2 separate regions of the Homo sapiens genome follow, and region 1 is linked to region 2. The links are chromatin loops, found by intact Hi-C in ENCODE. Cell type or tissue: dorsolateral prefrontal cortex. All regions are shown on one strand. Links, peaks and the distances in the headings refer to the core of each region. The heading gives the core; the rest is flanking DNA. Region 1 holds the start of LOC105376553 (a long non-coding RNA gene). Region 2 has its middle 8.9 kb from the start of MIR8070.

What was found. Hi-C counts contacts between places; a loop is a spot of excess contacts. Peaks named below come from ENCODE experiments on the same cell type or tissue, not always from the same donor. Only the 100,000 strongest peaks of a DNase experiment are listed, where the experiment ranks them.
Region 1: a loop joins it to region 2, with 2.2 times the contacts of the local background. A loop is called at or near these places in 7 of 110 quality-filtered maps.

The regions. Positions count from the first base shown.
Region 1 is chr11:11,637,822-11,646,161 of GRCh38, forward strand. It overlaps LOC105376553 (a long non-coding RNA gene), which reads right to left and starts at 7,332. Exons shown (of 4, transcript XR_931034.3): 1 at 7,274-7,332; 2 at 4,893-4,963; 3 at 1,933-2,006. In dorsolateral prefrontal cortex, for the core only: no CTCF peak of the experiment used is centred there; a DNase peak (open chromatin) is centred at 3,380; H3K27ac peaks cover 2,070 bases.
Region 2 is chr11:11,770,193-11,778,532 of GRCh38, forward strand. No RefSeq gene overlaps it. Among named protein-coding and RNA genes, the nearest start is that of MIR8070, 8.9 kb to the right of the region's middle. In dorsolateral prefrontal cortex, for the core only: no CTCF peak of the experiment used is centred there; no DNase peak of the experiment used is centred there.

The DNA.
Region 1 (8,340 bases), core at 189-8,188, 130 kb before region 2:
TATAGAGATGTGTGTGTGTGTGTGTGTGTGTGTGTGTGTGTGTGTGTGTGTGTATGTGTTCACAATGAATGACAAAGAATGGAGCATGAGTGCAGAAACGTTACATATGGTGCTATATATGGGATAGACCTGCCCAATAAATTGTCTTGCTCTGAATGCCCATTGATAAACTCTAGAAGAAGAGAAACTTAGGAGTCAGTCTAGAAATTATTTTCTTTCATCATGACCCACCCCTCAACACACACATACTAATAGTCTCAAAGTCCTGTGGCTTTTTAGTCCTCCCTAGCACTACGTCCAGGTCTGACCATTTCTTCTTTTCACCATGTGCTATTTGTCTTCGGCTTCCTGGCACCTAACACTGTGCTTGGAGCAGAGTGGGTGATTGCTAATGTTTGTTGAAACCAATGGAACTGCTTAATCCTGTGGGATAAATGCTCCCTGTACAATGCCCTTGCCTTGAATGAAAACAGTTGATGCCCTCCTTACTTGTGATCTCAACATGAACATTTCCCCCAGGTCCCTGCAAAGTTGGTGATTGCTGCTTGGTTTCTTCACTCCATTAGGAGCACCACGCTTCATCATCAGTTGCTGTTCTCTTCAGAAACTCTTTATGTTGCCCAGCATCCTTTGGGTAATCAGAACAAATATAATGTCTTTACTGCATCTATTTGTCACTTGGAATGCATGGGGAGCCTTCACGGAAAATTTCCTCAGGTTCACATTTCCCTTCAGAACCAGTCTATTCTTCATCTACATTTAACTCTTGAGTCACCACTCTCTCTCTCTCTCTCTCTCTCTCTGTCTCTCTCTCTCTCTCTCTCTCCCTCTCTCTCACACACACACACACACACACACACACACCACATTCAGAGCAAAAATGGGAGGAGCCTTGGACTGAGAGCAAAGAAAACCTACATTCTGGCCTAGGTTTTGATATTATCTTACCTTAAGTAAGTAAATTGACCTCAGTTTTCTTCATTTATGAAATAAGGGAGCTAATTTAGTAGTTTCCAAATCAGTTTTCATGGAGCCTAAGAGTTCCTTGCAGGTACCTAGGGATAACACTGGGCATGAGTGAAAGCTCACACACACACACACACACACACACACACACACACACACACACAATGCTAGTCAACAGTGGTGTTCACTAAATATTTTCAGTAGGAAATAGCTTCTGGGCATATGGTAGGATTGCGCTTCTTGGCCTCTTTGTGGTTATGTAGGGCCATGTGACTGATGTTGACCAGGGCAACCTGGGTAGAAGTACTCTGTGTCACTTTTTTTAAACTGGAGCATTTAATTGCCAATGCAACATTTGTCAGAGTTGTACTTTTCTTTCATCATGGTAACCATCAGTGATCAAAATGGGAGCTGCTCCATCAGCTTGGGACCCGAAGCAGGGAACTGTAGAGTTGACCGAGTCCGTCCATGATAGACATACAGCATGAACTGGAAAAGTCTTTGTTGTTATAACAGCTGATAAAATGTTTGGATTGTTTGTTACTGCACATAACCTAGCCTATCCTAATTAACATGTTCTCTCTGTCTCTCTCTCATTCTCCCCAACCACAGCAACTCTGTATTTGTTTTACATGTTAGCTTTCTGCATAAGATTTTGTTTGATAGAAGAGTCCAAGAGCTTAAAAGAATTTGAAACTCTCCATCAATGTGATTTTTGAGGCCCCTTCCAGTCAGAAATCTATGGTTCTATACAGATCCTTCCAGCACTCCAGCTATCTTCCCTATCATCTTTACGTATTTTGACTTTATTTCCTCTCCATAAGCTTCTGTTAATTTGATAATTATCTCTCACAGAGATTTACCTTCACGTACAATTTTATGTCAATTTTTGGATCTCAAAATGATGACCCACTTTTTCTTCACCACATGTACTTTCACTTATCACAACCATCAGAACAGACTTACCTGCCAAAGTTGACGGCTCCACTCTGACAAGGTGGAGACTTTTTGTGAGCTGTCCCCATACTGTCTTTGTTTCCCTGAGATGCAAATGAAAATATGTGCCTTTACTTTAGAATTATAGCTAGTCTGAGTGTTTTAGTCAACTAGTATCCCCCACTGGGCCTACTCAGAAGTCTATGTAAGAAAGATTTCTAATAAACTTACTGATTTTTTAATATAGTGAATACACATAATATCAATGTTTCTTTAATAGTCTGGTGGCTTCTGAAATCTCCCTTTTTCAAGAACCACCTAGACCAGAGGGGTTGCTATGGATAGCTTAAATAAGATACCAACTGAAACCTGGGAGATAAATTAAATCAATAGTTATCAAATTTTCTGGTATCTAATAATCAATCTAATAATCTCCCCCTACAGCCCCCACCAAGTTTCTAATTCATTTGATCTGAGGTGATGGCCTGGAATCTATATTTTTAATAAGGGACTCTGATGGAGATGGTCACAGAACCACAATTTGAGAAATGTTTAGGCTTGATCTTTCAGCTGTTCTTAACCATAGGAGTCTGTGGTTAATTTCAAATTCCAGTGTATACAAGAGATTCAAAACATTCAGCTAAAAGTACCGCAGGAAAACCACTGGTCATTTCTAAATATTTCTTCCTTGGTAGTGGAACCAAGGCATGGGAATGAAGGAGCTGAGATTTCACCCAGTAAGTAAGGGATCTACTGGAGATGAGGGGGAGGTCTCTTATCTAATGGTACCAGTGATGCCAAATCAGAGCCCAGAGCTGGTAAGTTGCTATGGTGGGAGAACCAAGATGAGGAAGACAGCCAAAGCAGGTTCTGAAAGTGAAGCATAAAGACAGGAAGACGAGGAGGTGAACATAAGAGTGGCAGATGCAGGCAGTTTCTGGAGGAGAGCACTCAGTGAGTCCTAGAGACAGGCACAATGGCTTAGATGTAGAAAACTAAGGCAAGCCAATAGGAACAAGCCCACTCAAGTAATTCACTCCCTGGGGTAAAGAAAAGGAGTTTCTGGGGACCAGATCTCATGAAAATTGGCCTGGGTTTTAACCCAAAGTGACCAGGAGTGGGAGGAGCTGAAAGATAAGTATAATCCATCACTCAGGGAAGAACCAAGAGTTAAGCCAAATAAATCTGGTGGATAAGTTAAAGTATTAACTTGATGGAGCTAGGAATAGGAGACAAGCTTTTAGAAGCTAAAAATTTGGGGAGCTGGTAGAAACCAGATTGGGGTAGAGAGTACAACACCAGAGCGGGAGTGAAGAGAGAGGTCAAAGGCAATTGCCCTATTGCTGCTATGAGGCTGGCCTCTCGTTTTGGTCCCACGTGGTGTGGAGTGGGTTGGCCTGGTTTGAAGACAAATAAGCCAGGCAGTGACCTGTCCCCACTGGATCACAAAAAGCATGGGGCCCTTGTACCCAAGGCCTCTTTTCACAGCCAGAACTTGGCTGAGGTCTATTCATCCAGCTTGGCAATGCAACAGGCTGAGCTATCAGCTGCCAAGCTCAGTATTGAGGAGTCGGAGTAGATGGTCGGGATTACTTGGGGCATGCAATTTGCCAGGCTCATGTTTGGCAAACAAACACAGCCTAATAGAGAGACAAAAGGTTTGAGAACAAAGAAGGTCTGCATTCTCTCCTTCCTCATCTTCTTTTTCCTTCCCTTATAGGATGCCTTTGCTGAAACAATGGGCCATGGCCCAGTAATTCCACTGAGGCTGTGTTCATTGTTTCTCATCACAAATTTGGGCACATCCTTCCCCAATTAAAAATTCTTTGTGCTAAAGGAGAAAATAATTTAGGGCTCATTACAGTTTTGTTTCCAAAGCAGTTAATAGAATATGGTAGATAATGGAGGGAGAAGGCAGAACTGGGCTGGAAAACTGGAAAATTGACTCCAGTCCCAGTTCTGACATTCCCAGTTCAGCCATGTGATTTTAGGCAAATCACTTCATCTCTTTAGGCTTTTGTTTCCTTGTTTGTGAAAGGAAGGCTATTGAGTCATAGTTTCTAAATGTCCTTCCAACTCAGACATTCTCTGACGTCCATGATTTGAAAAGCCTGGATTGCACTTCCTTCCTACCTAACAGGAAAGCTTAGAAAGATGGAGCTGCCTCACCTTGCACAAATAGGTGCTTAATTGTTGGATGAATGAATGGAAGGATCAGAGAATAAGTGACACCCAATGACACACATTCTGGGACATCTTCATGAAAGGGTTGCCAAACCAAGATGAGAAAGACACCAAACAGGTAATGAACATGAAGCATAAAGTAAGTCAGGGAAATGGGGAGGTGGACACATGAGTGGTAGAAGTAGATCCACCTTTGACCTCCACAAGTGGGAGCTCCATTGATGCTAAGTCATAGAATCATAATTACAGAGGTTCAGAACTCAAATGAACCTGAAGACCACTGTCATGTCAAGCCAACCCATTTAACAGGTGGAGAAATAAGACTAGGAAAAGTGACTTGCCTGTGGTCCCAGAGCTAGCTCACAAAAGAGAGCTAGGAGCCAGCTCTTCTGCTTCTCTCCCCTGTGCTTTACCTCTGCACTGTGCTGCCTCACATTTTATGAAAGAGCAGCAAAAAAATGGAGCTGAAGCTTTAGGTAAGGGCCCAGAGTTGATAACCCAATGTGACTTTAATGGCAATACTGGAGAAAAAGACCTCCCAGAATGTTTCAAGAAAATACCTCTTATCCCAACCTATGTTCCTTCCTCCCATCCCTCAATTACAACTGAATAGGGACATAGAGCAGCAGGTTCTGCAAAATGCATACCCCATAAGAGAAGATGACCAGAAGTAAAGACAGAAAGAACTAATTTTAGTGGTATTCTGGGAATAATTCAAACAGATTTTGTTTTATTGAGAACAGTCATGAGCAGTGGCAAAAGTTAGAGCCTCCTTCTCTCTCCAGAACTGCGAAAAACCCCCTTACCATCTGGCCAGTGGCTTTGTCAGCTGACTTTCTCATGAGACATCCAACTCCCTAGACTTCAGGTTTTCCTTCTATGAAACAGAGAGGGACAGAGCCAGTAATATTCTAATGAGGTTCATAGATAACCAAACACCAGATTCATCCACTCAAAACTGCCTTTATTACATTCTCCCTGCTTAAAAAAATCTCTTGTGACTCCCTGTGGCCATGTTCATTCTACTCAAGAAACTTTGCTTATTCAGTTTCCTTGCTGTCTAAGTCCATTTTCTGTTGCTGTAACAGAATATCTAAGACTGGGTAATTTGTAAAGAAGAAAATATTATTTCTTACAGTTCTGGAGGCTGAGAAGTCCAAGGTTGAGGAGCTGCCTCTGGTCTGGTGAGTTCTGGTGAGGAACTCGTGCTGCATCATAACATGGCGAAAGGCATCACAGGACAAGAGGGGTGCGCTGAGAGTCAAACCGGCTTTTGTAACAGACCCACTATCGTGATAACTAACCTACTCCTATGATAGCCCATCAATCCATTAGCCCATTAATCCATGCATGAATTGATCCAGTCATGAGAGCAGAGGCCTCATGATCCAGTCACCTCTTAGAGGCCCCACCTGATAATACTGTTACAATGGGGATTAAGTTTCAATGTAAGTCTCAGAAGGAACAAATATTTAAACCATAGCACTTGTCTAATATGAAGAGTTTCTTGATCACTCAGAAGAGGACGTTCCTTCTTGCTTTCTGCATTTGTGGTCTATAATACTCATTTGGCACCACGTACATGATACCTCGAATTATAATCTTATTGTTATTTCCAGATGAGATCACTTACTATCTGTGGTAGACAGAATAATGAGCCCTTGAAGATGTCTACATTATAATCCCTAGAACCTGAAAACATATTATGTTACATGGTGAGGGGGAATTACAGTAGCAGAGGGAATTAAGGTTGCTAGCCAGCTAACCTTATGATAGGGAGATTATCCTGGGTTATCCAGGAAAGCCCAATATAATCAAAAGAGCCCTTAAATGAAGAAGAGCGGGGGCAGAAGAGCCATAACTAAAAATATAGCATTGTCATAAGGACTCAACCAGGTATTGCTGGGTTTGAAGATGAAAGAGATCACCTTCTTGGAGGTCTCTAGAAGCTGGGAGGGGGAAGAAAACAGATTCTTCCCTACAGCCTCCAGAAAGAAGACAGCCCTGCGAACATGTTGATTTTAGCCTAATGAGACTCTTCAAACTTCTGACCTCTAGAGCTACAAGATAATAAATTTGAGTTGTTCTAAGCTACTATATTTATGGCAATTTCTTACAGCAACAATAGGAAATTCATATGCTGCCTGTTATATCCTACACTTTTATGCTAAACTGTTCGATGTCATAGACTATAGTCAATATTTTTTTTTTCTAGCTACCAACTAGTACTGGACACAAATTAAGCAACCAGTGGATGTTTTTCTAAGCAAGTGAATAAATGAATGAATGAATGATTTGGAGTTAAAACAACTTGAATATTACTCAGTCAATCAAATAATAGATAGACCCCAAAGTATAAAAATCTCTTGAAAGCAGACTCAGATGTCTGGGTAAAATATGCTATTATTTCATGGGTATTTCTTATGTGGGTGATTTAAAAGTCTCATTATTGTTATTATTTTTCCAAAACCATATGATACTTTGGGAATAAGTTTGGTCTTGAAGTCAGAAGACCTGGAACAAAGACCTTCTGTTGACACATATTAGCTGCATGACCTTGCATAAGTCATGTAATTTACCGGGCCTCAATCACACCATCTGTAAAAGAAAGATGCTGTCCACTATCTTGAGAACCCCCCAGGGTTGTGGTGAGGACAAATGAGACAATGCAGAAAAACAGGGCTGTGAAAACTGTCAAATGCTGTGCAAATGGGTGGAGTTGTCATTTGCCACACTCCTCTTTAGACTAATTTTTTAGATAACAGGGATTTTTATTAGTGCCTCTTCTATGCTCACTTTGTTACATGAGTCCTTGTTGGAGAAATGTAAGAAATAAAAGCTTGGAAGAGTTCATGGTTCAAATGAGAGACTAGGAGGGAATAAGACAATTCATTCAGTTTGTACTCTGGTCTATAAGCCCACCTGCACCTGGTTTGGCCCTAGGCACTGAGGGACCAGGTACTGCTGAGAATGGGCAATGAGCCTCCTGGGACAAATCACAGTTCAGTGAGTTGACACCCAGAATCCAAAGTTAACCAACTAAAGAGAAGGACGTTTCTTCTGGGGGAAGCTTTATCAGGTAGCTGGTTCCATTCCTGATACAGAGTGTTTTAGTTCATTTTCTGTTGCTATAACAGAATACCACAGACCGGATAATTTATGAAGAAAATGAACTTATTTGGCTTACGGTTCTGGAGACTGAGAAGTCCAAGAGCATGGCACTAGCATCTGGTGAGGGCCTTCTTGCTGCATCATAACATGGTGGAGGGCATCACATGGCAAAAGGGTAACAGCAAGAGAGCAAGAGAGAACTCACTTTTATAAGACATCCACCACCAAAACAACAAACCCACTGTTGTGATAGTGACATTAATCCACTCATGAGAGAAAAGCCCTCATTAATCTATTAATCTATTCTCAAGGGCATAGGGATTAAGTTACCAACACATGAACTTTTGGGAAACACATTCAAACTATAGGACGGAGCACTCATGGAGCAACTTCTACCTGCTAGAAAAGCATTGCAAGCTTTTTCTTTATTATCTGGGATCTCCACATACCCATGGCTCAATGGGGCTGGAATATGGAAGAAGCAGAGGACTTGAGCACACCCAGACACAATCCCTGGAAGATATCTGGCCCTCAGAACTAATGCCTTTTATTTCCCAGGGAAAATTTTATTTCTTTGAGAAGTTAAGTCATTTAGGCTGACAACAGGGTCTGCCTCAGGCAAAAAGCTGAGGATGGAGAAGTTGCTCTTGTATAACACCTTACTTCTCAAAGAAAAGTGCTCTAGATGCCCTCCCCATCCCCCATTTGCTTAAAGAGTCAAAAGCATTTATAATCCCATCACTCTACAAATAATCTCATTTAAGAAATAAAAACATATGACACAAAGCTCTTCATCTCCATTCCCATTAGCCTCGAATTCTCCTTACAACTCTTCCCAGCTTCAGAAATGTGGGATAAAGTCTCCTTCTAACTATTTAAATCTAATTTCTTACTTGTGCTTTTGATCCTACACTAATCCATAAATGCAAAAGGAGAAAAATGCTACAGGCACAAAAAAGTGTTCATTATAGCAATATCAATAAAAATTATGTAACCTAGAATTCTGATTACAGATGGCAGTTTGCTAGCATGTGCTTATTGCTTCTTCATTCTGTGTTCCCACTAATATGATAAAAAGAATAATTTAAAACATACACACACACATAGAGAATGAGAAAGGAGACATCGGCATATAACAGATTT
Region 2 (8,340 bases), core at 8-8,007:
CAAAACAGGTAGCAAAGAGCCTACAGATTTTGCCCAGCCTGTTTCTACAGAAGGTTCAGAAACACAGTCGTTCAGGCTCCAATTGAACCAAGACAGTGTAGTCTGACAGAATAATTATTTAAAGATGATCTTAGCCTAAATTCGTTTCTTTGGTATGATTTGAAGGAAAGTAGCAGGTTATACAGTGTCTTTTTCTAGGCAGCAAATCCAAGTTCTTGGCTCCATAACTGTCTGGCAGAAGGTTTGGGAAGGTTGGTGAGTAAGCTAGATGTGTCTTGTTTTGGAGAATTTTGCCCAGTGTCAGCTCTACTCCCTTGATGTAACCAGGCAACTGGGTGATTTTATCAAGAATGAAAAAGCAGGAAAGGTGCCCAAGTTCCATAAATCAGTGCTCTGGGAAAAGGTACACTGGGGGCTTCTGGAAGATGGTGAAGACAAAATAAAGGAAAGAAACCACTCACAATGACCATGGCACAGGGAGTAAGAGAAAGAGATGACAGAAGTCTGATGGGAATAGGAAAAGAGTCTCATTTCCTCAAGATCCATGGTGTCCAGAGATTAAGAATGTTCCTCCTAAGGCCAACTGAAGCCTAGAAAAGGACACAAAGAAGCTCTTCCCTTCCTTCTCCTCACCATCATTCAACCCTGAGTTCTTAAAAATTATACTCTATACCCATTGAATTAGTTAGAGTTTAATCAGAAAAAGAGACCAGACCCCCTCCAGGTTTTCCAAACAGGAAAGATTTTAATATAAGGAATTACACACTTATACAACCATAACCATTGGAAAGACTTGGGTAGCAAAGATTAGGGCCAGAGGTGCTGCAAACTTCAGATATTGCAGGAAAGCTACAATCTCAGCTACCTGTAGCATTGAAGCAGATGATTCATAGGAACTAACCCGACAGCTCTGCAAGCCTCTCCTTTCTCCCGCTTCCCATCTGCCCACAATTGCTGTCAGAGAATAATGGCTTCTGCTTCAACTTTCACAAGAGTTTACAGAATCTAACAGGGAACCATCCAGTAAAGGAATTCTGGGTAATGTAATTGCAGATTTCTCTATAATGATGATGTAATGATGAAGATGATGTAGAAGGAGGTAGAGAAAATGCTGAGTCAACAGCAAACAATCTGGCACCCATTGAGAATGGAGGGTTCGTGATTTCTTTTATCCTTAATGTGTGATTTTTAGATTTGAAGTTTGTTATTGATTCTGTATTGAGTATGTCTCTTTTCACAGGCTTATCCTGAGTGTTTACAAAATGGCAAGAGATTGCTAGCTTATTTATTCATGCATTCTCTGAATACTTGCTGAGCTCTTTTTATGTGCCAGGTGCTGTTCTAGGTGCTGGGGACATATTGGTGAATAAAACAGACAAGATCCCTGCCATCATAGGCTTACATTCTAACCAGAATGTAAGACAGTAATAAAGAGGAAAATGAACAGGGTAATTTCTTTTTTTAACAGCTTTAGTAAGGTAAGTTTCACATATCATAAAATTCACTCATTTTCAGTGTACAATTCAATGACTTCTAGTAAATTTACTGAGTGGTACAACAATCACTATAGATAAGTTTTAGAACATTTTCATCCCCCTGGTAAAATCCCTCAGGTCCATTTACAGTTAATCCCTGTTCCCACCCCCAAGCCCAGGCCACCACTAATCTACTTTCAGTCTCTATAAATTTGCCTTTTCTGGGCACTTCATAGAAATGGAGTCATTCCAGTAACTTCAATTTGAGATAAATATGATTCCAGTGAATCAGAGAGATGTGACAGAGCTACTGGAGCAGCAGAAGGACTCCTGCTTATTTGGGACAGTGGAAGAAAACTTTCCGAGAAAGACCAACATTTGAGCTGAGATACACCTTGTCAGATATATGAGACATATATTGTCAGGACCATGAGGTAGAGAATGGGTTGCTCCATATTAAATACACTAAAATACACCAATACACAATACAAATCGTGGCTTGGAGATGATGGGAGAGTTTCCTTCCTTCTCACCAGTCACTGTGTTATGGCAACAGTCATGCCCAAGGAAGGCAGTCTCGGGAGACCTGTGGGCACCTGGAGGAGCACAGTCTTGTGGAGAGAACTCAAAAAGAGATGGAAGACTTGGAAGAAAGGGATAAAGGCCTCTGTCTTCCCTGTAAAGAACATAGTCCTCAGACTCTACTGACAAAGCCCAGTGCCCTACCAGAAGACCCAGCACAAGAAGAGATGGTACCAAACAAGAGCATCTACTTCAACTCCTCCCCTGGCCCAGAAGCTAGGCCAGAGCACAGCAAACTTTCAGCCATCAGAGCAGTATCAGGGAGGCAAGGGTTAAGACTTTGGGATCAGACAGTTTTTCAAATTCACTTCCTTGTTATGACCTGAGTTGCCATTTCTCCATCTGTGAAATGGGAATAAAAACTCATCTCACAGAACTATTTTGAGGATGAAATGTGGTAATATATGGAGGCAATTGATCCAGTGCTTACCACACCATAAGTCCTCAATATGTGACACTATTTGTTACTTTGAAGGAAGGAACAGCACACTCAAGAACTAGATAGGTAAAGGAGAACATGAGGTTATACCCTATTTGGTAGATCAGTGTTAACTACTCCAGCGGCCACATGCCTTCTAAAAAGAAGGCTACCAGGGCTGCTACCAGGCAAATAGAGTAAAATGACTTGTCTCTCAGAAGCAGCCAGGGACAGGTAAGACTGAACCAATTCTGCAAATGCAGGAGCTTAGAGTACAAGGTGACTATGAGGTTAAGAACCACCACCCCACCCAGGGAATGCACTAAAATCTTGGGGAGTCTATTGGCTATCTACTGAGATGCAATGTGGGCTAGGCCCAGTCTTATCATAAGGAGCAAGAAACTCAACAGAAATCAGAGTTAGGGCAGCTATGATTATTATCACCCACACAGCCCAATTTGACAGATGAGAAAACTAGCCATTAAAGAGCTAAGCAGATAAGGAGGATGAAGCTGTGGGCCTTCAAAAGCTAAAAACATGAAGTGAGGGAGGGGACAAAACCATGACCTGGGGACTCTGCAGTATTCTCATCACTATCTCTCCAAATTCCTTTTCCTGAAACCGAGACAAAAACCCTAAAAGGATTGTCTTTAGCTAGTAAAACCCATTAACAGGATGAAAGTAGCACCTGCAGTGTCTGCATGGGTCATTGCTTGCATAGAGTTTCATTTCAGAATTCAATTCAGTAAATAATTCAAATGAAATACAAGGAAATTCACCCCTTAGTCCTGGGGCTTTCAAAAGGTGATATTAATTAATACTGATGAAAGTCAGCCAGCAACCAACTATCTTTCTCTGCCATCTTCCAAGGGGACTGTTTTTACTTCTTTTCAAAATCTGTAATAAAAGACTTTTGAAGAGGCCTGCCATGTAAAATTTATTCAACTGAGCCCAGCCCTAAATGAAGATAGCATTGGCCTTCTCTGACAGAGGAGATAACTGAACAACACTCCATGATTAGAAGACAGAGAGGCGCATGTTACCACTTTCAAGAGCAAAGTCTCAGCAGTCATCAGAGCCAGATTAAATCCTGGCGCTGCCACTTAACCAAGTCATTTAATCTCTCTGTGCCTCAGTTTCTTTCTCTGTAAGAAAATGGGACAAATAATAGTTCCTACCTCATAGACTTGTTATGAGAATTAAAAGAGATAATTCATGCAATGCATTTTGTAGAGTACTTGTCAAGTTATTAGTGCAATAGATCATATATTCAAACATAAGTGGTTGCCATGGACCATGCTGGGAGCTGGGGCACGGGCATTCCTGGTGTAAAGGAACAGGTGTGGGGCTAGGAGAATGCATGCCTGAGTTTCAGTCCTGGCTCTTCCCTTGACTAGTTGTTCAGACGTAGTTGAGTCCCCTCACCTCCTTGAGCTTCAGTTTCCTCACCCAGAAAATGGGAGTGACAGTACATAGCCCAGGCTTATGATGAGGAACAAACAAAATCATGATTTTTGTAAAGCACTCTAAAAGTACAAAAGATATTATTACTGACTTGTGGATTACTTGGGCATTTTGTTTCTCTTCTTTTTCTCATTTGGTCTGCTCCTTTTGGGCCTATTTTCTTTTCTTCATGTTACCAAACCAGGAGTGACTGAAGGGAAGGAGGGCAGATTGCACATACCTCAGTCTATTTCATCAGAGATTGTTAAACTGTATTTTTGGTGAGAGAAGAAGTTGAAGATGTGATTGATTCATGGCAGAGATCCTGAAGAGGTGGTACATGTCCATTGTTCAGGGTAAATTGAGGTTAGTATGAAGAGATCATATTTGGGAATGAGATCTGTGTTTCAACTTTTAAAAAATTATTATTCCACTCCCTTTCTATCTGTGTGACCATAGATGAGTTACTTAACTTCTCTGAGTCTCAATTTCTTCATCTATAACACTGGCATAAATATACCTAATATGTAGAGTTGTCAGCTTTAAACATAAAGTAGGCAAGATACACTGTCTAGACATATTGGGTGTTCACAAGTGGTAGTTATTCTAAATTGAAATCTTTACATCAAGTCTTTCAAATCCTAACTATGGTAATGAATTTTTAGCACTACTTTATGAAATACAATAAAGTCCCAGCCGGCAGACTCAAGTGCCACTTCTTCATTATCCTCCTTTTCCCTTCAGACCCCTGCTTCTTGCCTCAAACATCACCTTATAATTCATCAAGTCACAGGATTTCACATAGTTCTTTGTGGTATCTCCGGAGCTTCTTCCTTTCAAACTAGTGTCTTTGTCCTTCACAGAGGCAAGAATCTATGGGATTAATCACTCTCCAGAACTGGTGTTCTATCAATAGAGGGATACTGAGTGCTACCATGTGCAAGTTAGTATTCTGCAAAGCCCCAGGGATAGGTAATCATGCAATGCACAGTCCCTGAGCCTCTAGAGAGAGAGGCCTGTCCAATCCACAGTGGCAGTGACATAGGGCCAGGGCTGTGACAGCACAAACCCAAAGCTCTGAGAGAACCAACACTACTGCTGGACAGCCAGAGATGACAATCCTTAGGCTGGGCCTCAGAGAATAGGCAAGAGTTTGACAGGTGGTCAATGGAGGTTAAGGACTCCAAGCAGAGGAACCATACGTGCAAAGGCACAGAGACTTGGGAATTCTGAGAAGTTGGGGTAGGCTGGAAGATGGTAGATTAGGAAGGTGGTAGAAGAAGAGATTGGAAAAGCAGTACAGGAAAAGTTGTTAAGGATATGAACTAGAACAGTGGTGCTGAAGAGGGAAAAATATATATAAAAGACATCTCTGAGGTTGCATCATCAGTTCTTGGCAACCAAAGACACTGGCAAAGGAATGAAGAGGAACATCTAAGATGACTCTCAGGTATGTGACTTGGAGGTGTGTGGAGTGGGTGGTGGCTCCATTGGCTGAGATGGGGTCCTCACAGGAAAAACAGGGAGGTGTGCATTTTGAGCTCTATCTAGTATCTGTTGAATTTCAGATGCATGTAAGTACCTTCCATGCCAGGTGGGTTCCCAGTCAAAATATGTCCAAACTGTAACTCTGTTTGAGCTCTGCCATCTGTGCTGGTTGAAGCATATATCCTTCTCCCTAAGTGGCCATGTCCACTTAAGGCAGTTAGATCTGCGAAAGTGTCTGGACTGAGCATAAGGCTTGAGCAGTCATCTTCATTAATGCAGTCACTGAAACTGTGAGGTAGAAAAGGCCCTTTTTTGAGCCCCAGATCATAGCTCCTGGAAGAGGGAGGAACTTGTGAAAGGAGCTTGATGAATTACTGCTACCTGGTTGATTCTTTTGACTCAGCTCTCCCCCTCCCTACATCATCTTTTCTATAGTTTTCACGTCTTTCTTCTTTTCATCTCCTCCTGCTTCTCCTTTGCAGCTCCCGGTGAATGCTTGATGAATCCTGGCTTAGCGAATAGGCTAAACCCTCCACTTAGAAAACAAGCCCTAGCTTTTATCTTCCTCTGCGGTTTTGGGTTTGCCAGAATCAAAGTAACATTAGCACGATTTGTTTGGATTAGCATGAAGACTTCTAGTCCACTCCTTTGCAATATTCCATATTTTAATAACTTTAATAATTACAGCTTCCTTTTTCTAATTAAGAGCTTAGAGAGAGACCTTGGAGAGGGACCAAAACAGTGGTGTTTGGTATGGTGGCAAATAGGAAGAAAAGTTCGCATAGCAGAATCAATATTCGGAGCTGGCTATGAAGCACTTGGATTTTAATTCTGTGAACATTTATTGTGCCCATGCTGTGAACAAGGGCTTGAATGCTGGAGATTACAGATGTGCAGAAGGTTCCTCTGCAAATCTGTTTGTTTGGGATCCAATTAGGATGCCTTGGGTTGCATTCTGACAATAGCATTAATTCTGTAACAATATTCTCCTGGTGATGTGGTCAGCAGGCCCTAGCATTTAGGGTAAAGTCCAGACCACCTTGACTCTATCTCACTGCTCTGACTTCAGAGATAGGCACTGATGGCTAAGCAGAAGTTCCCACAGGGGAGTTGCCTTCAAACTACAGAAGGTGCATCCTATCCTCTGCTCCAAGAACATCTATCACATTAGGATATGTTCTCTTCACCTGAAGCTAACCTAAAGGGCCCAGCAAACCCTCAGAACCCTCGCTGTAGCTTTTTCCATTGCCCAGCACTGCGTGAATGTGGAGTGAAGGCCACACGATGAAAGCACAGCCCTCTAGCATGGGATGAACCCAGAGCCTCAAGAGGGCAAAGTATCGTCCATGCTGGCAAAGCTGCCAGCCTGGAGATCAGAGCAGGAGGCGGATCTTCTGCTCCTAATTGACAACCCAGCCACAGCCTTTACACAGTGTGACTTTCTATTTGAAGCCCAGCTCAGGAATGAACTGTTCTGGGATCAGTTCTGGGATCTTCCACGTCACAGACCCAGAGTCACCATCCTCTTCCCTCCTGAAGCCTGTCTTCAAGAGCTGAAAAGCTTTTATTTTCAACTCTCACATGAGGGATTGTGGATCCCCCTTTTGTGTCAATCATACTACACCTACTCTTTTAACAAAATCTATCTTTAGTGCCTTTCGAAGGAAGACCCACCAACGGATTCGACTTCTATCTTTCTAAGGAATGCCAGTCTCGGATTCAGAGGTAGCTTTCTACATCTTCTCACTGAAGAGACAAAAATGCACAAATTCAGTCTCAAGTGGGCCACCCTTCTGGCAGAGACTCTAAACCCCAGAGATAAGTTTGGTGCCACCTCTGCCTCAGAGGAATCAGACAGACATGGGCAATACACTCTTACAAGGCAGAACTGACTACATGCAAAATACAGGCTCAAAAAAGCTCACATACTTCTGACATGGTGACATGGTAAGTTGGGAACAGTTTCACAGAGGAGGTATTCCATCTGGGACCTTGAGGATAAGAAAGATTTAATAGATGAATATTAAGGGAAATGGCATTCTGGGGTCAGGGTGCAGAATAAGCCAGTCAGGGGAGCTTGAAAATGCAAGCTCTATTTAGGGAATAATGATGGGTCTGGTATTGATAGAGTAGGATTCACACAGGGCTGAATGGGACAAGAAGCTGAAAATGTCTAATGACACCCAACCAGAAGACCTTTAGTGCTGTGATAAGAATTGGTTCTCTATGCTGTAGGGGATGGAAAACCACCTGCGCAGGTTTACAAAGAGAGGAGTGGTCCAGTCCGATCTTTCCTCAGCAAATGAACTTTAGGAGAACCACTGCTTATCCATGTGAGGGATGAAGAAATAAGCAGCAGGCCAGCAGCTTGAAAGCTATTGCTACCAGCCAGAAAATGAGAGACAAAACCAGGGTAAGGGCAGTAGGAAGCAAAAGGAGAGATGGTACAGAGTATTAGTCAGTTTCTGCAATTGACTAGCTGAGGTGTCATTGTCTGGGTAAACGTTTGGTCTGCCTCACTTGAGTATAAGTCCCTTGAAAACAGAAACCATGTCTTACTCATCGTTGTGCCTTTGGTGCTTTACAGGATACCTGGCAGACTGGTGACTGTCATTATAACAGATATTCTAAAATGGTGACCTTAGGTGGGCTTCAAGGGGGCGTGCAAATCCTCCCAAAACTATACACATTATTTTGTGTGTCTGTATATTGGGCATCTTCCTCTTGGAGAGGGTCTATAACTTTGATCAAGTCCTCAAAGAGCTCTGTGACCCAAAAAACGGTTGGGAGCAACTGCTCTAGAAATTTGTTGTCTTCATAAATGTTTCTGACTCTTAGTTTCTGTTTTTATCCCTTCTCTAAGTACCAACTTCCTACATAAAAAAGGACAAGGTCAACAACATTAAATGGACACTTTGAGCATTATTCATTTTA